2 separate regions of the Mus musculus genome follow, and region 2 is linked to region 1. The links are chromatin loops, found by intact Hi-C in ENCODE. Cell type or tissue: gastrocnemius. All regions are shown on one strand. Links, peaks and the distances in the headings refer to the core of each region. The heading gives the core; the rest is flanking DNA.

Region 1 (10,523 bases), core at 2,524-10,523:
TAAGGGGTGCAGATAGAGAAGGGGGGCATGGGGGACACCTGGGAGGGGTGCAGGGGTGGGGGAAGGGCACAGGGGTGGGAGAGGGTAGAGGCAAGGGAGGGGTGAAGGGTGCTGTGGCCCAGGGCTTGCCTTCATGGGGTTGTTCAGTTCCTCATCCTCTCGCTCCTTCTGCACGCGCTTCTCCTCCTCCTCCAGAAGCTTCTCCGCCTGGAAGTTGCGCGTGGCCCCGTGCTCCATGGTGTAGTCCGTGTTCTCTGGGTCCGTCTGTTAGGGCAGGGGAGAAATGGCTGCCGGGTGCCAGCCTGAGCCCCTCATGTACATTTCTCCATTCCTTCTACCAGTATCTGTGCTTACTCCTTTGGTGGCTGTGGGCCTTTCTTCCTCCTAATGCCCACACCCTCTGGAACATTCTGTAGCCATAACAAAGAACACCTGACTCCCTCATGGACTCTTATCCCCTTGTGTACACTATTAGTGCATCCCCCTCCATCTGTGCCCTTAGTACACCTCTGGGCTGTGAGGCAGTGGGCAGTGCCACCAGACAGAAGAGCTGGTAAGGTTGTAGCAAGTTCAGAACCCCAGTAAATCTTATAATTGAGAACAGTGGGAATTCAAACTAGCTCCTGACCAAACCAAACCAAACCCAAAACTCCTTGAGTTCTTCATGTTAATGAGGTTATCAAGATAGGCCTGGAGTGTTTAGTCAATGAGTTTCCCTTCCTGGGCATCCCTTTCTGCAAAAGGTATTTAATCTCTGGTTCACGCTGAGTGAGATGTAAGCATCCCCATCTGGCATGAATAAAGCAGTCTGGACAAGCCCTTCATCAAGGACTGCCACGGGGTGCGGGTGGGGAAAGGAAACCTTCATCATACAGGCCATGCCTAAGTCTCCAGAAGAGGCCCCTCTCTACATTTGGCACTCAGCCAAGTGGGATCCTCCCCTCCGGAGCTCACTGTGGGCTTGTGGATCCCATCGTAGACTCTGTTTCACTTTCCCTGAGCGCTGTGTTGGCGGCCCAGCGGCAAGGAAGAGACTCAGCCTGACACCGCTGCCTTTCACCTCCCCTGAGCAGCAGCACATCCCGCAGTATTGCGACACCCCAGGGTTGAGGCAGAAACACAAAGTGACCCTGCGCTGTGTGCTCATCTAGCTTTATCTTCTTGCTTACAAACTACACAGATGACCCAACGTGCCGTGTGTCTGTCGGGGTGGTGGAAGCAGGGGGCCATGAAGTGAATGAGGCTAGCCTGGGCTACAGAAGACCTTAATCAAAAATAAGGGGATGAGGGGCTAGATCCTGGCTGCCACTGCAGAGGAGCTGGTTCAGTTCCCAGTGCTGACATGGTGGCTCACAAACTCTGTAAGTCCAGTGGCTGGGGACCTAAGCCCACCCCTTGTGGTCTTCCTGGGCACCAGACACACAAACGTGACACATGTAAAATAAACTGTAACTTCCTCAAGCTTATGTTTTGTTCACTTTAATCAAGTCCTATTTTTTTTTCCTATTTTTCTTCGAGGCAGGGTTCTCTGTATAGCCCTGGCTGTCCTGGAACTCAGAAATCCGCCTGCCTCTGCCTCCCATGTGCTGGGATTAAAGGCGTGCGCCACCACTGCCCGGCTTTTTTTTTTTTTTTTTTCCAAATCCTATTTTTTTTTTTTTTTTAGGTTAAAGCTTATAGTGAAAAAATAACAACCAAATAAACCAACCAACCAAAAAAACCCAACCCAATCTAAACCAACCCAAAACCCCACAGCCTCCAGTGGTGCCGACAGGAAGAGTGCTTTTCCTCTCCTAGCTTTCCCCAAGTCCTCAGGCTTTTGTGCTTGCGCAGTGGCTCAGGAAGAACATTTGCCTAGAGAATGTGAAGCTCTGACCTCCATCCCAAGAAACACGAAAGAACAGAAGAAAATCATGACTTTTATCCAGATGTGGTGGCATAAGGCTGCCGTCCTAGCAGCCCAGAGGTGGAGGCCGGAGGATCAGGATCACAGTCACCCGAGTACATCGGAGTTTGAGTCCAGCCTGTGCTACAGGACACTGTCGAAGCAAAGCAACAAGCAAGGCCCAGAACAACATGATTTTTTCCTGACCCCGCAACATATCCCATACCTTGCACACATGCAGGTGGGCAGGCTTTTCTGTGTGTGGTTCTGCTGCAAGCACCTTCCCAACACTCTGCCCTTTTGTGGAGTGTTCACAGAGGGAAAGCGAATGAATGAAGCCCCTACCTTGAAGGTGATCTCGGCCAAGCAGCGCGTGCACTTGATGTAGAATCGGAAGATTGGCAGGCCCAGGTAAGCCTCGTTCTGGACTGTTTCCTTTCGTGCATTGAACTTCTTCCCCTTGTAGATGTATTCTCCACACGTCTTACACCTGCAGCCGGGGCAGGCGCGTGAGTGTCTGTCCTCTGCTCTAGCACCCAGTGGCAGCATATGTACCTTATAGGTAGGAGGGACTGGGTGTATGGAGCTTCTGAGAACTGCCAAGGGGACAGCAGAATCCTGACCCTGGCTGCTCCCCCCACTTCCTGTCCTGGTTTACTGCTGTACCTACAAACACCTCTGGCTTAGTCCTACCTCAGGGCCTTTTCTCTGCTGTCCTGGCAGCCTGAGATTCTAACACTTCCCTGACTGTCCGGCTGGCAGACCACCTGCCCTGCCTGCCTCATGTGTCCTTGTGTTACTACAGAGGATGGGTATGACTCCCACTCCCCACCAGCCTCTGAGGGTCAGGAGGCTCCCCTCGCCCCATCAATGATACGTGCCTGACAACTGCCTGCAGAGGAGTGCGGTGGTGTGGATGAGAATGGTCCCTAAGAGTCATAGATTTGAATGCTTAGTCACCGAGGAGTCTTGGGGGGTCGGGAGGAGGAAGATGATTAGGAGGTGTGGCCTTGCTGGAGAAGTGTCACTAGGGGTGAGTTATGAGGTTTCAGAAACCCACAGCACATCTGGTGTTTCTCTCTTTCTGCCTGCAGATCAGGATGTAGTCTCCAACTACTTCTCAAGCACCATGACTGCCATGTTCCCCACCATGGTGACAATGGACTAACCCTCTGAAACTGTAAGCAAACTCCAATTAGATGCTTTCTCTTCTAAGAGCTCCCATGTTCACAGTGTCTAAGACAGGAGCAAACAAAGAAATGAAGACAAGATATAATCAATTAGTCACACGGACAGCTTCTCCATCCTCAGTGACTGTACAGGTGTGACTTACAGGATTGTGATTCTCACACACAGTCAAGTGTGAATAACTGTCTGGTTCAAAGCTGGTTGAACCCAGGAAAGTGGGGGTGAAGGTCTAAGAGGAGGCTGGCAGCCTGCCTGGGATGAGATGGGAGACAGGCTCTGTCAGAGAAGCTGGCTACAAGAGATCTGCAGGCAGATGCCATAGGTGGTGCAAAGGCCCTGGGCAGGAGGAGGGCTGCCACTAGAGGGTCCAAAATCCTGCAGGGCCAAGTGTCACTCTGATTTTCTACTGAGATAGGGGTTGGGGACTCTGTGAGGGTGGGAACTATTATCTTTGTTTGTTGTTTCTCCAGAGAATCAGCCTCCAGCCTCATGTCCCCAGGGATTCACCTCATGTTGAAGGGGGCCATCAGACGCACCACATACTGCCGGTCCTTGGGTAGCTTGAGTTTCGGGATCTTCGATGGGTCAAAGTCAGGTGGGTAGTATTTCTGTGGAGAAGAGGGCGTTGCTGTTTTCTGGTGCTCAGGTCCCATACGGGCAGGAATGGGGTCTGAGAGCCATGTTAGCAGACGCAGGATACTCTGGTTTAAGGGATCTATCTGCTCAGGATTCAGCTTGCTGGAGCCTTTCCAGACATGAGCTGTTTGAAGCACAGTCATGAGAAGAGAAGTTGGGACAGGGAGGAGTGCACAAGCTTCCAACACAAATTATATAGTGTGGTGGGTCACTTTCCTACGCTGTGACATGCCTTCTAGGGAAGGTTCTAGAGGCCCAGGGTTTGCAGTAAGGGTGGACCCCTGCTGCCTATCACATGATAAGATTCTAGACACTCATGAGGAAATGGAGGCCCGACATAAATCAGACCTTGTCAATGGTGGCCTAACCTGCACTAGGGTACCACACAGGCTGCAGGGCACCATCCCAGGGCAAAATCTGGCCAGTGAATCTCCTTGGGGAGAACAGGCTCTGGCCTCTCTGTGTGCTTGGGAGGCTGGGGTGAGGCGCACAGGGACAACCACTCTGGGTTACTGGCATGCCAATGTCCAAACCCAGCACCCGGGAATTTGAGACAGGGGGCTGAAGAGAGACAACTCCCCTCTCCCCCAAAAAGAAGCTATGTGGACCACCAACAAGGAGGCTCTGCTTTTGACACCTACTGGCAACCAGGCTCACGAGAGAGGAAGCTTTGCTAATTCAGGCGGTAGACGGGAATGATGGTGTACAACTGTCATACCAGCACTCAGGAGGCTGATGCAGAACTGTGAGTTTACAGTCAGCCTGGGCAGTGCACACAAACGTGCTGCACAGACAGACATGAAGGAAAAACATAAAGTGAAAATAAAACTAATCCTTTAAAAAGTGAATATAGCCCATCTTAGGTGTACAAACTTTTGGTCTGTGAGTTCGAGGCCATTCTGGGCCTTCTGTGTACAGTGAAACCTTAACCCAAAGCAAACATTTAAAAAACAGATCCAGGAAATGGAGAGCAAAATTTTCCAAGAGTGGAGACTGAGTCACCCCAGAAACCCCAACATGATGTAGACATCTCTGCAAAAGGTTTCGGATATTAATTCAACAAAAGCCGGGAAGAACTGAGGTGACCAACAACATCCCCTGATCTGATCTGGGGAAAACCCACAAAGAAGCAGTCCTGCCCCCAATTGGGTAAAGTGACAGAAGCTCCGCTTCCCTGGTGATGATTGGTTACTCACGAAGCTGGGGGGGGGGGGGCGGGGAGAGGGGGAAGCTAACGACCGCCCCCAAAAATGTGATTGGCAAGAGTTTGGAAAGCTCCCGCCCGACTGGAAGACGCGCGTGCGTGTGCGTGCGTGTGCGCGAGAGGGGCTTGCAAAAGGAAATGACCGGAAGGAAGCACGCCTCGCCCGGAGCCCTCGCACACTTCACCCTCTGTAGGAACATTTAGACTCTGAGCACTTACGTTTAAAACTTTCCGTTCCGACATTTTCGCTTCCTGTCCAGCGAACAAGCGAAGAAGCGGTCCTCAGTCTACGGGGAGTTTCTCCGATTCAGCGCCTCAGTGTCGCCACTTCCTAAGCCGGCTCACTGGTTGGTGCCTACCCGCTTCATCGTTCTCATTGGCTGCAATCTTTGTCGATCCGAGTCGGGAGTGCGCTTCCGTTCCCTTCCGGGTGCCGGTAGTTGAAACCCGAAATAAAGGTTCCGGGACATGTGGATCCTGTGTGCGCTTATCTAGCACACTGAAAGGATGGAGAAAGCTGCCTGGGATAATAACATTTTCTCTCCTAACTCTGATCAACAATGCTGTTTGTTTTTTTGAGTCAGAGTCTCACTGTGTGTCCCTGGCTGTCCTGTAACTCACTATGTAGCTCAGGGTGGTCACAAACTAAAGGAGATCCTCCTGCTTGTGAGTTCTGGGACCAAATAATTAAAGGCCACCATGTCCCGTTCTGGTGTTCCTTCTTCTTAAGTTTCTTTATTTCTGCTGCTGGGGATGGAATCCAGGGTCTTTGCATATGCCAGGCAGGCACTCTACCACAGAAAACACCACCCAGCGCTCTAATGCTGGGAGGTAGCCTCTCACTAAGATGCCCAGGCTGGCCTGGAGCAGACTCTGCAGTCCAGCTTGGCCTTAAATTTGAAACAATCTTACTGCAAGCCTGGAATCAGTGACCTGCCTGGTTTTCATTGTGTTTTGTTGGTGGTGGTGGTGGTGTGTGCGTGCGCGCGTGCGTTTCTTCTTTCTTCTCCTTTTTTTTTTTTTTTTTTTTCGAGACAGGGTTTCTCTGTGTGGTCCTGGCTGTTCTGGAACTCACTTTATAGACCAGGCTGGTCTCGAACTCAGAAACCTGCCTGCCTCTGCCTCCCAAGTGCTGGGATTAAAGGCCTGTGCCACCACCACCCGGTGCGTTTCTTCTTTTATGAGAGAGGAACTCACCACGTAATCCAGGCTGACCTTGAAAACTCAGTAGTCCTCCCCTCCCTCTGACTCCCAAGTGCTGGGTTTACAAATAAGAGACACTGTGCCCAACTCTTTTTACTTTTTTCTTTAAAAAATAGTATCTTTGCTGTTGTTTTGTTTTTGTTTTTGAGACAGGGTTTCTCTGTGTAGTGCTGGCTGTCCTGGAACTCAGTCTGTAGACCAGGTTGGCCTCAAACTCAACAAAGATGCGCCTGTGGCTGCCTCTAGTGTTGGGGATTAAAGACATGCACCACCACTGCCAGGCTTAGTATTCGTTTTTTACATTTGTTTATTTATTATTTGTGCCTACAAAATATGACAAGCCCCAGCATTGAGCCCAGCCCCCATTGCTCCTCCTCCTCCTATTCTTTTGGTCTTTTTGAAACAGGATTTCTAGGCTGGTCTTTAGCTTGCCACCATCCTCCATCCCTACCCCCACCCTCGATATCCTCATTTCAACAAGGCTGGGCTTTGTCCTATTTTCCTCTTAGCTGAGGAAACAGGTGCTAGGGGTGTGTCTCCAACATTCTCCTACAGGTAGCTCCTGTGCCATGTCCTTTTGCAGGGCCTTGCACCTTGCTCCATCCTCTCCCTTTCTCCCACTTTCATGCCCCCCTTCATGCACTGTACCATGTGGAATTCCTTTTTGAAGCTAGCACCATTCTGTGTCCCCCCAGGCTCCTGACCCTCGAGCCACATTAACTTCTTTTTGTCATGAAGGCCTTGTTTGGGGGCCCGTGGAGATGACTCAGTCGGTGAAGCCTTGGAGGTATGAGGCCTTGAGGTGTGCTGTGTGCACACAAACACAGACAAGCCCCAACGTCACTCACTCCATGGACATGATGGACAGACAGGGATAAAGAGGCGCTCCTGTGCTGGAGCACAGGCTGTTCTAGCTGAAGACCCAGCAGTCACCCTGTGGACCGGTACTCCTGCTTCACGGGCTCTGGCGCCCTCGTCTGGCCTCAGTGGGCACTGCACATAACCCTTTACTTATATTTGAAAATAAAATATTTAAAAATTTAAAATGGGCAAAGAGGAATTCTTAATTTTAATAGTAATTCCTATTGGGTGGTGGTGCACGTCTTTAATCCTAGCACTTAGGAGGCAGAGGCAAGCGATCTCGGTGAGTTTGAAGATAGATTGGTCTACAGAGTCAGTTCTAGGTCAGCCAGGGCTACACAGAGAAACCCGGTCTCAAAACAAAGAAACAAAGAAACAAAACAAAACACCACGATGATGATGATTCTTATTTAATCCGTCTTTCTAATTAAATCACAAAGTTCACAAAGCCCCGCACCGGCAGAAGAAGAAAGATCATCCCACAGGGTTGGAAATTGAGGTCTGAAGAAGTCAAGTGAATTATCCAGTGCTTCGGAGCAGCCCAGTACATGGAAAGTCAGTATTCAGACTCAGGACAGGCCACCCTGCCACCCTCAAGTAGACGACATCAGGGTCTGATATCAAGGATCCAGTCCCTCTTCAGGGCTTATGGGGTGCACTTTCTACTTGCCCAGGGAGGCTCCAGTCACTTGGTTTCCCATAATCTGTGAGGTCCTGAGCTGACACCTGGATGCAATACTTGGCATGGGGTTTCGAGTTCCTGAGGGTGAAAGTCGTGGCTTCAATGGGTCCCACCTGTGGGGAGAAGGGGTGTCAGGCCATTGGAAGGAGGAGGTGGGAAGGACCACAATGCATTGGGGAGCTGGGGAGCTGGCTTGGTGGGTAAAGAGCTTGCAGTGAGTTCGAATTCCCAGCAAGCAGGTAAAGTCTATTGCTGAATCACACCAACAATCTCTACGCTCCAACAGAGGCGATAGGCGGAGACAGGAGATTACCCAGTGGGACCCAGTCTCACTCAGCATCCACCTCTGTGCTCCTCCTTCTTCCAGACCACGCCCCCCTGCGCGCGCAGCTCACCTGGCGGAAGTGAGAGGCTCCTCGGCGCCGGTAGCGGAGTCGGTACTTGAGAGAGAAGATGTCCGGGAAGGGCCAGGAAGCAGGGGGATGCCAGAGCACCTGCAGGCGCTGTCCCGCTGTGCGCAGGCGCACGCCTTCCGGAGGGTCCGGCTTGACTGGTGGGAGCAGGACCGGGGTCAGCGTCCGCTCTGCCGGTTCATCCCTCACACACTAAGTCTTCGTTTGTGACTCTCATTCATTCACATGTTCGCTTTCGCCCTCAGACAGCTATTCATGGATTTGCTCCGTCCTGCCGTTCATTCATACTCACACTTCATTCGTTCACGTATTCACTAAATTCTTCACTAATTCATTCCTCTACTCAGTTACTCACCATCTCACTCACACATTTATTTATTGGTTGATTCAAGTGCAGATTTGTTTCTGGATTCATTAACTCATTCATTTGCGCTTATCGTTTATACACTCATTCGTTCAGGGATCCATTTCCCAGTCATTAGGTCATTCACTGTATCCTTTGTGAATTCATTCATTCACTCCCTAATTGAGTCATTCATTCGTTCATGCACTCACTCATGTCATTCATTCATTTACTCATGGCCTTCATGTATTCATTATGCATTCATTATGTCAGTTGTGCATTTATTCACTCATTCACTAAGTCATTCATGCATTCATTCGTTCATTCATTAAGTCATTCGTGTGCATGCACTCATGTCATTTCTGCCTTCATTCACTCATTATGCATTCATTCATTACTAAATCATTCACTCATCCACTTGATATCTGTCATGCAGGCATTCATTTATTCCTTCATTCGTCTATCTGCTCAAGGAAAAACCATTTGCTGGACCGCTCTCATCACTGCTGATAGAAGTCACAAGGGTTGCACAGGCAAAGAAAAGTGCAAGTCTCCAGTAGGCTGAAGGGCTTTTCTGAGATACAATTCTGAGAGCACAAGTCTCTGCTAGAAGACATCCCGTGCATCTGCAGAGAGCGTTTTCATTACTCCACCTACTTATGGAACACTCCTTCATGACAACACAAGCCATCTTCCTACCCTTCTCTGTCCTCAGCACTCAGGCTTCCTGTCTCTAGACTCCTCTGTACTGCAGCCCACACTGGGTGGGTTGAGTCTGGGTTGCTCACTGAGCGTAGTGTCCTCAAGGTCCCGCCACAGCTGTTGGTGCCAGAGCCCCACTCTCTCTTTGTTAGGGCTGAGTAACGCTAGATAAGCACTGGGTGCCCATCGCTCCATGGGAACGCACGGGGCACTGGCCTTCTGGATGCCAGCAATGATGTTGCCAAGGATTGGTAGGGAGGAACAGCTTTATTGCTGTTGAGCAGATCCTTAGGATTGGAGTTGGGCGATCATGTCGAGACTTCAGGTTTAAACCCTCGAGAGCTGTGTAGCCTTTCACCGACCTGCATCAGCTTTTGTTCTTGGCTTTCTTTTCTGAGACAGGTGCTCAGGAGTGACCCTGGCTTGCATTGAACATGATCTGTAGATCAGGCTGGCCTTGAATTCTCAGAGATCTGCCTACCTCTGGGATTAAAGACTTGTACACCACCTTTGGCTTTCATCCTCTCTTAACTGTGACTATTGCTTATGTTTAATGATATACTTTTGGGGAGGCCTCACTGAGGAGCCAACATTGGAGCAGAGACCCAGGAAAGCCAAGGAAGGAAGCAATGCAAAGGCCCCGGGGCATCGACAGGAAGCCTGTGAGGCGGGAGCAGAGCCAAAGGATGGAAGCTGCAGGGACAAAGCAAGAGGTGGGTGGGGGTAGGGGGGCGGCGGCAGGGAGGAGCCACGGGATGGAGCAGGTGGAGAGGGGCAGGGAGGACAGACACTCACTGATTCGCTCAGCCACAAAGGCTAGGAGGCTGCTGCTGGCGCCGCCTGGGTGCACTGCAGTGACATTTAGCATGTAGGGCACCGTGGAGAACAGGTGCACGTCGGGGATGGTGCATCGGGAGGCCTGGGGGCTCCGTTGTAGGCAGGGCTGGCTCTGCTGCTGGGTGGCCACACCGAGCCTGCATGGGAAGCACCATGGTGAATCTCGAAAGGAACCTGGGTGCCCGTGAGGCCCCAGCTCACCCACAGCTGACTGTGGGTCACGCTCAGGGGGTGATATGCTCAGGGGGACTTGGGGACTGTGGATTCTGAAGAACTCCCTAGAATACCCACACCCCACACTTGTTCTGTTGCTTTAGAAGCAGGTTCCCAAGGGGCCTAGGCTGCCTCCTACCCTGAGTGGATCAGGACATTGGAATCTCTTGATACTTGGCTTCCTCCTAAACCCTTTCCATTTTCTGACCTGTAAGTGGCAATGAAGGACGTGGATCTGGTGGAGTTGGGAGCCTGGAGAGGAGTCCAGGAGCAGTCCACGGCCACGGGATACCGAGAAGCATGGCATTGCACTCTGGGCTGGCTTAGAGCCACGAGAGCTGGAGGAGACAAAGGAA
Region 2 (8,000 bases), core at 1-8,000, 120 kb before region 1:
GGGCGTGGACTAGGAGCCAGTGGGTGGGGCGGAGGGTGTCGGAGGTAAAAGACGAAAGGTTTAAGCGGCTACTGGGTGGAGCCTAGAGAGGAATGATGGGCGGGGCTTAGGTTGGGGATCGCTCAGGGGCGTGGCTCGCAGTCAGGATGTGGGGCGGGGTGAAGGGCATTAGACGAATTAGACGCAAAACGGACAGGGGCTTGACAGGGGCGTGGCTTAAGAGCTGCATGAGGCAGTGGCCTGTGGGTGAAAGGAAGACTGAAACTAATGACAAGCAGTGATGGGGCGGGGCCTAGCGAGGCCGGAACATACATAACAGTACTGAACAGGCCTTTGGACTCGGCCAGACGAAATATAAACAACCAATCAGCGTAGAAGACGGATTAACGACAGCCTTCCAAAAGGGCATCAGTGCAACTATGAAGCCCATTGGCTATAGCTCGACCAATGGCTGGACATGAAGACAAGTTCCACAGAACTCAGCAAACTCCCGCCAGGAGTTGGCAGAGGAAGGGGCGGTGATCAAGAAAGGTCAGGGCTGAGAAGGGGGCGGGACAGAGCTCACTTGTTTACTTTCATTATTTAAAATTTTTTTCTTTTTTTGTTGTCTATAATACATTACATATTTTCACTTTATACTTACAGCACCTTTATACTTTGACATTTTGCATTTTAATTATTCTTTTTGTTGTTGTTTTTTTGAGACAGGGTTTCTCTGTGTAGCCCTGGCTGTCCTGGAACTCACTCTGTGGACCAGGCTGGCCTGGACCTCAGAAATCCGCCTGCCTCTGCCTCCCAAGTGCTGGGATTAAAGGCGTGCGCCATCACTGCCCAGCCATTTTAATTATTCTTAATTTTATTTGGAGACAGGGTCTCACTCTGCTGTCCTCACTGGTGAGTGGGGGGTGGGGACAACTCCTTATATAGACCAGACTGGCTTCGAACTCACAGATGTACTCTTGCCTCTGTCTCCCCAGCTCTGGATCAAACATGTGTGCCACCGTGCCCTGCCTTAAAAATCTGTGTGCTGCCGGGCAGTGGTGGCTCACGCCTTTAATCCCAGCACTTGGGAGGCAGAGGCAGGCAGATTTCTGAGTTCGAAGCCAGCCCGGTCTACAGAGTGAGTTCCAGGACAGCCAAGGCTATACAGAGAAACCCTGCCTCGAAAAACAAAAACAAAACAAAACAAAACAAATCTGCGTGCTATGTGTGGGCATGCACGCACATGCTACAGCGTGTGTAGAAATCAGAGGACAGCTTTGTGGAGCCCACCACTCATTTTTTTTTCACCTGAGGCTTACGGGGAAAGTAATTCACTCGATGAGCCATTTCACTAGCCATATTTACTTTACTTAAATGTATACTGATCTTAGTAGTTGTTTATTTTTATGACTGGGTCTTAGCCCAGACTACTTTCTGAATAGCTATGTACCCAAGGCTAAATTTGAACTTTTGATCTCCTGACTTTATTTCCCAAAGGCTTATGTGGTGGTGGGGATGGAATCTGGGTGTTTTGCATGCTAGAGAAGATGAGCTTTTCTCTAAGCCCCATTCCCATGATGCTTATTTCTCTTATTGACAGTGTTGATTACCTACTGTACTTAATGTCACAAACTATTCCATGCTGAGTAAAAAATACATTGGATACCAAGTGTCTCAATTTCCCTAGCTGTAAAATAGGGTCCATAATGAACCATGTCCAATGGGGCCAGGAAGGGTTAGTGACTTCCCTATCTTTTTAAAGTTTTTTTTTAAAGATTTATTATTATACATAAGTACACTGTAGCTGTGTTCAAACATGCCAGAAGAGGGCATCAGATCTCATTACGGGTGGTTGTGAGCCACCATGTGGTTGCTGGGATTTGAATTCAGGACCTTCGGGAGAGCAGTCAAGTGCTCCTACCCCACTGAGCCGTCTCACCAGCACGTGACTTCCGTATCTTGGACTGTGTCTGGTCCTTGGGGTTCCTGGAGCTTCCACTTTATGTGGACTCACACATAAAGAACTGTTTGTATTCTTGTGGGTTTTTTTTTAATCTATGTATGATCTCAAAGGAAAACTAATAAAGGTGGCATGTCTAGGCTGTAGGGACGTCTCAGGACCTAAAAAATTGACAGAGAACTGGCTCACTTAAGCCTGTCCTCCCAGTATTCAGGAGGGAAGCATGAGAATTGCCCAGAATTCTGGGAGGTAGAGATGAAGGATGGCTGGCTAGGGTTTGTGTCCTGCCTAGCTCTAGGTTCAGGGAGAGACCCTGTCTCAAAGGAATAAAGCTCCTTCTTGGTTCTCTGGCTGCCTTCCCGCTGACATATATAGTGGGGAACTTGGTGGTGTACACCTATGATCTCAGTACTCAGGAGGTAGGGACAGGTAGATCTCTGTGAGTTCAAGGCCATTTTGGTCTCCATAGTAAAACGCAAGTCTACAAATTAAAAAACAAACAAACAAAAACAAACAAACAAAAAACCCCACAATCTATCTTTTTCTTTCTTTCTTTCTTTCTTTCTTTCTTTCTTTCTTTCTTTCTCTCTCTCTCTCTGTCTTTTCTTTCTCAAGAAACTGGAACTCAATCTATAGACCAGGTTCTGCCTGCCTCTGCCTCCTGAGTGCTGGGATTTAAAGGAATGTGCCACCAGTGACTGGCTCCCCCCCGCCCCCCGCCAAAGGACTAAAATACCATGTCTTGGAACATTTTATTTATTTAAAAGATTTATTTATTATATGTAAGTACACTGTAGCTGTCTTCAGACATTCCAAAAGAGGGCATCAGATCTCATTACGGATGGTTGTGAGCCACCATGTGGTTGCCGGGGGATTTGAACTCAGGACCTTTGGAAGAGCAGTCAGTGCTCTTTACCCACTGAGCCATCTCACCAGCCCTGGAACATTTATTAAACATTTCCTGGCTGCCTTTTTTTTTTTTTTTAAGATTTATTTGTTGGCGGGCATGGTGGCGCACGCCTTTAATCCCAGCACTCGGGAGGCAGAGGCAGGTGGATTTCTGAGTTCGAGGCCAGCCTGGTCTACAAAATGAGTTCCAGGACAGCCAGGGCTATCCAGAGAAACCCTGTCTCTCAAAACAACAACAACAACAACAAAAAGGTTTGTTGGGGCTGGTGAGATGGCTCAACGGTTAAGAGCACTGACTGCTCTTCCAAAGGTCCTGAGTTCAAATCCCAGCAACCACATGGTGGCTCACAATCATCCCTAACAAAAATCTGATGCCCTCTTCTGGAGTGTCTGAAGACAGCTACAGTGTACATACATATAATAAATAAATAAATAAATAAATAAATAAATAAATAAATAAACAAATCTTAAAAAAAATTATTTGTATGTGAGTACACTGTTGCTCCCTTCAGACAAACCAGAAGAGGGCACTGCATCCCATTATAGATGATTGGGAGTCATCATGTGGTTGCTGGGAATTGAACTCAGGACCTCTAGAAGATCTTATCCGCTGAGCCATCTCTCCAGCCCACATCCTGGCTGCCTTCTTTAAGGTGCTCCACTCCTCTCTTCACTGTAGCTCTTGGAAACCTGTCTTCCACAGTTCTCATCAAATGCCTCCATTGCTCTCCTCCAGCCATGGGGCTTGTTTCCTTGAAATCACCAGGGTGTCCCATCCTTCAGCTTTGTGCATTTTTGGATCTAATGGTTGGCAAAACTAATAAAATTATTAACAGCCTGGGTAGCCCACAAAGCTGCTTTATCTCTGACAAATTTCACACCAACACAGACGAAAGCTTGCCCATAGGCACTTCAGTTACATGATCCAAAGACCACAATGCCATGCGCATTAGGGTAGAATTACATGCACACAGACAGGGGGTGCAGAAGAGCTCCTGGAATCTCAAGTTTGTGTCCAATGACCCACTTCCCCCCTTCTTTCTAATGAGTGACCATTAACAGTGAAGTATATGATTTTGGGGGTCTCTTGCACAGTCACAGTGATTCTGATCTAGATGATGGCTGTTTTTCACATGAACAGTAGTGTTCTAAAAAGCCTGAGTCCAGAGCATCCAACTTTTTGTTGTGTGTACACACCACACGAGATGGAAGTGTTGGAGGAGATTAAACTCAGCTTTGCACATGTTGAGCAAGCCCTGTACCAACTGCGGTCTCTGCTTTGACCTTGCCTGTACCAATCTCTCTGTCGGCTCCTTCTAGCTTGTCTCTCCCAGAGCAGATTTCAGGCTCATGCACAGTACATTCATACTCATTTTCTCTGTAGTATGGACTGGCCTTGAACTCCTGACATCCACCCTGGTTCCAGTAGCTCTGGGTACTCTTCTAGGCTGCTCGCTGTTTGGATGCTCTCTTTAAGCTCCCCTGGTGGCTGCTGCGGTCTTAAGGGAGGCGAGCCTGTCGCCCCGGCAACGGCGTCCGCAGACAGGAAGATGGCGCCCCGCCCGCGCGAGGTGCTGCAAGGCGATTGTCACGTGAACCAGGCGGGACTTCCGTCGCCGCGATATTTTCTTTCCGGTGGTTGGCCGCCTGCTCCTCATCCACCCGGGCCCTGCGCCCTCCGCCCTGCGGCCCAAGCCGCCGGGCCGCTGCCGCCATGAAGAAGTTCTTCCAGGAAATCAAGGCTGACATCAAGTTCAAGAGCGCGGGGCCCGGCCAGAAGCTTACGGATTCCGCAGGGTATGTGACGCTGGTTGGGCGACGGAGAGGGCGAGGGCCAGGGGGCAAAAAGGGCCGGCGGTTGGGTGTCAGGGTCTTTCTAGGCTATGCTTAGCAGGAGTAGATTGGTGGGTGGGGTGTGGAAGATTGTAAGGCAGGGGCGGAGCCTACAATGAGGGCGGGGCGTTGTAGCAGTGGTGGGCGGGGCAGAAGGGAGGGCAGTTGTGTGGTGTAGCACGGGTGGGCGGGGCGCTAAGGGTAGGCGTGGGCGGTCGTGGCCAGGGCGCGTTGGTCACTGCTTAGAGACTCTTGGTTCTGGGTGGTGAGAAGGGACGGGGCAATGCCCAGAATTTAGCTAAGAGAAGAGCCGCCTAAAGGTGTGGCCTTGGCGAAATGTGGGTAGGAAGGACCTAAGAGAAGGTGTGGGAAGAAGGTCTGTGAGAGATGTTAAGACTTCTTTGTAGGTTGTGTGGTAATCTGGGAGGGGTTGGGGAGTGAGAGAGGATTATAGAAGGATCTTGGAGGAGTGTGGAAACCAGAGAGGCCCAGACCCAGAATGTTGTTGAGTGGTTGGGGTGACAGGTGAAGATGGGATCTCTGTGGGGGCCTTGGCAACTCCGGGTCTTCCAGGAGTACTTTCCTGGAGTTCTTTCCGGAGAACTTTGTGTTCTGGAGAGGGAGGTAAGGCATGTTGGAGCTGCTCAGAAGGGGTGAAGTAGAGATTGGAGACAGCTACAGGCTACCAGGGAGTAGTCTGCAGGAAGTATATGTGGAGGAAAATGACAACCAGCGACTGGGGCTGAATGTGAGGAGAAGGAGGGGCCTGCAAGCCAGGGCTAGAAGGGAGGTAAACACACCAGGGTACAGCTACAAATAGTGGGGCAGTTTCAATGATGAGAGGAACATGGAGGTTCAAAGGATCCTCAGGCCAGAAGTTGGAGGGGATGGTCCAGTGTCCGTGATCTGTGTGTGATCTATAAAAGTAAATGTCACTTTTATTTCCTCAGATGAAGTGATGAGAGCTGCAACCATGCTCTGTGAACACAACACACTGCTTGGGCTGAGCTCAGAGCATTATCCATGTTCTAACAACTATCCCAGGAAGCTTCTAGCATCTGTACAATCTAATTAACCAAGCTGACTAATTCAATTTGGCTTCTCTCAATTTCTCACTGAAGTGCTCTGCTTGGACTCAAACTAAGTCTGGCAGTCTCTTCTAATCTTCTGGTTCCTTCTCATTCTCTCGCTGCAACCTGCCTCTGAACTGCACTGGCAGGCTGAACTGCTTTCAACTCTCTCTCTCTGTGCTGCCTTTTGAGTCCTCTCTTTCCTGACTGTTCTCAGAGTTGGGTGTAATCTATCCCTGACTCATTCTGTCAAATTTTTCTGATTCGTCACTGTCTGCCACTCAATTAGATGCCACTTTCAAACATGACTTCTTCCTTCTACAAACTAACCTTACCTACATTGTTAGGGATTAAAGATACATACTATGGACCTGTCTGCATTCCAGCAAGAGAGATTAAAGATTTGTTGCATGTCTGCATTCCTCCCACATGTTGCTTGATTAAAATTCCTCTATACACCGTTTTGCAAAATTGGGTCCCTATGTCTGTTCAGGGAGAAGACCACCAAAGGAAAGTCACCACAGCTGGCCCTCCGGCAGCCCCGTCAGGGCCCCACTGATGAGGCACAGATGGCTGCCGCTGCTGCCCTGGCCCGGCTGGAACAGAAACAGCCCCGAGCCCGGGGCCCTACATCTCAGGACTCCATCCGGAACCAGGGTGAGTTCTGCTCTAGGTGGCATCTGGGGCAGACTGAATCCAATGGGAAAGGGTCCCCAGAGGGTAGCTCTGAGTCCCATGTGGCAGAGACACCATTAGTTCTTGCTTGGATGGAGACTTGGAGAAGCAGGGACTAGATTCTACCTCCTGGACATTGGGAGGGAGAGTTGCTAGCTCTCAGACCAGCCCCCTCCCCACCCCCCAACTCCCACCTTTGCACCCAGAGGCTCAGCCTCTGGGTTCAGGATGGGTCCTTACTCTGTCCATATCACCCCTTCCTACTCTCAGTGAGGAAGGAACTTCAGGCCGAAGCCACCTCCAGCAACAATCCAGGAGCTCCTGGGACCAACTCGGTAAGGTTATCTGCTGGGGACTGCCCAGTGTTCTCGGGCAGTATGGAGGCAGCTGAAGCCTGGGGAGGGAGAGCTTCATGCATATGAGCAGTACCTGTGGCAGTGGGGAGGAGACAGACCCTTGGAAAGGAGGAGTGACAGCGTGGGCCTATATGTCCAGCTATAAGAGCCTCCTGTCTTCTGTCTTCAGGTACCTGAGCCCAAGGAGGAAATCTCTCCCCATTTGGCAGTGCCTGGTGTGTTCTTCATCTGTCCGCTCACAGGTGTCACCCTGAGGAGGGACCAGCGGGATGCCCACATCAAGCAGGCCATCCTGTCGGTGAGTGACCCGTGTTCCAGCTACTGGACACATGCCCATCAACCCTAGTGTCTTAGTCACTATTCTACTATTCTATTACAGTGAAGAGACACCATGGTCAAGGCAGTTCTTACAAAAGAAAGTATTTAATTGGGGATAGCTTAGTTTCAGAGGTTTAGTTTGTTATGGCAGAGAGCTTGGCAGCAGGCAGGCAGGTATGGTGCTCAACTGGAGTAGCTAAATGCCACATATCCTGATGTGACAGACACCCACCCCCCAGTGACAAACTTCCAGCAAAGCCACACCTAATCCTTCTAATTCTATTTTTTTTTTCCTCCTTTGGTTTTTCGAGACAGGGTTTCTCTGTGTAGTCCTGGCCGTCCTGGAACTCACTCTGTAGACCAGGCTGGCCTCAAACTCAGAAATCTGCCTGCCTCTGCCTCCCAAGTGCTGGGATTAAAGGCGTGCGCCACCACCGCCCGGACTTCTAATTCTTTTAAATAGTGCCACTCTTCAATGACTAAATATCCCAGTAGATGAGCCTGTCAGAGCCATCTTATTCAGATCACGATACCTAGCAAGGTTTCTACCCCATCCTCACGAGGCATAGGGTATAGGAGACTCAGAAAATGAGTCATATTGGTACATTCCTGTTTTCCTGCTGAGGCAGGAGGATTATGAACCTTGGGCAAGCGTATTGCTACACAAAAGAAAAACTGGGAGTATGAGGACATGTACACACCTGTGCCCAGCTTCGACAGTGCTTGGTGGCTTCAGGTGTGCACGTTCCTATCTTGAGCTCTGATGTAAGGAGTTCAACACGAGACTTGCTGATCTAAATTCAGGTTAGAAGGGTAGTCCCTAATGGAGCCTCCAGATTTGTCTTCCTCAGCTGCTAGAGGCCTCACATCCTTTGGCTTGTGGTTTCATCCTCTTGG

Evidence for each region. Hi-C counts contacts between places; a loop is a spot of excess contacts. Peaks named below come from ENCODE experiments on the same cell type or tissue, not always from the same donor. Only the 100,000 strongest peaks of a DNase experiment are listed, where the experiment ranks them.
Region 2: a loop joins it to region 1, with 3 times the contacts of the local background. A loop is called at or near these places in 3 of 42 quality-filtered maps.

The regions. Positions count from the first base shown.
Region 1 is chr17:55,953,871-55,964,393 of GRCm38, reverse strand. Ebi3 (Epstein-Barr virus induced gene 3) reads right to left here. Exons shown (of 5, transcript NM_015766.2): 2 at 10,376-10,505; 3 at 9,913-10,091; 4 at 8,055-8,209; 5 at 7,372-7,772. The coding sequence ends at 7,617. It overlaps Yju2 (YJU2 splicing factor), which reads right to left and starts at 5,207. Exons shown (of 8, transcript NM_028381.3): 1 at 5,133-5,207; 2 at 3,581-3,681; 3 at 2,231-2,375; 4 at 130-264. The coding sequence starts at 5,156. It overlaps Gm16712 (predicted gene, 16712), which reads left to right and starts at 4,993. Exons shown (of 3, transcript NR_108021.1): 1 at 4,993-5,260; 2 at 7,418-7,532; 3 at 8,027-9,623. It also overlaps a transcript of Zfp119b not described here. In gastrocnemius, for the core only: CTCF peaks have their summits at 5,111 and 7,092 (motif pointing left); DNase peaks (open chromatin) are centred at 5,021, 5,256, 7,069 and 8,053; H3K4me3 peaks cover 2,510 bases; H3K27ac peaks cover 2,036 bases.
Region 2 is chr17:56,071,484-56,079,483 of GRCm38, reverse strand. It overlaps Ubxn6 (UBX domain protein 6), which reads left to right and starts at 4,458. Exons shown (of 11, transcript NM_001379361.1): 1 at 4,458-4,648; 2 at 6,248-6,411; 3 at 6,700-6,764; 4 at 6,955-7,083. The coding sequence starts at 4,566. In gastrocnemius, for the core only: a CTCF peak has its summit at 4,334; DNase peaks (open chromatin) are centred at 59, 906, 4,419 and 4,802; H3K4me3 peaks cover 2,815 bases; H3K27ac peaks cover 2,740 bases.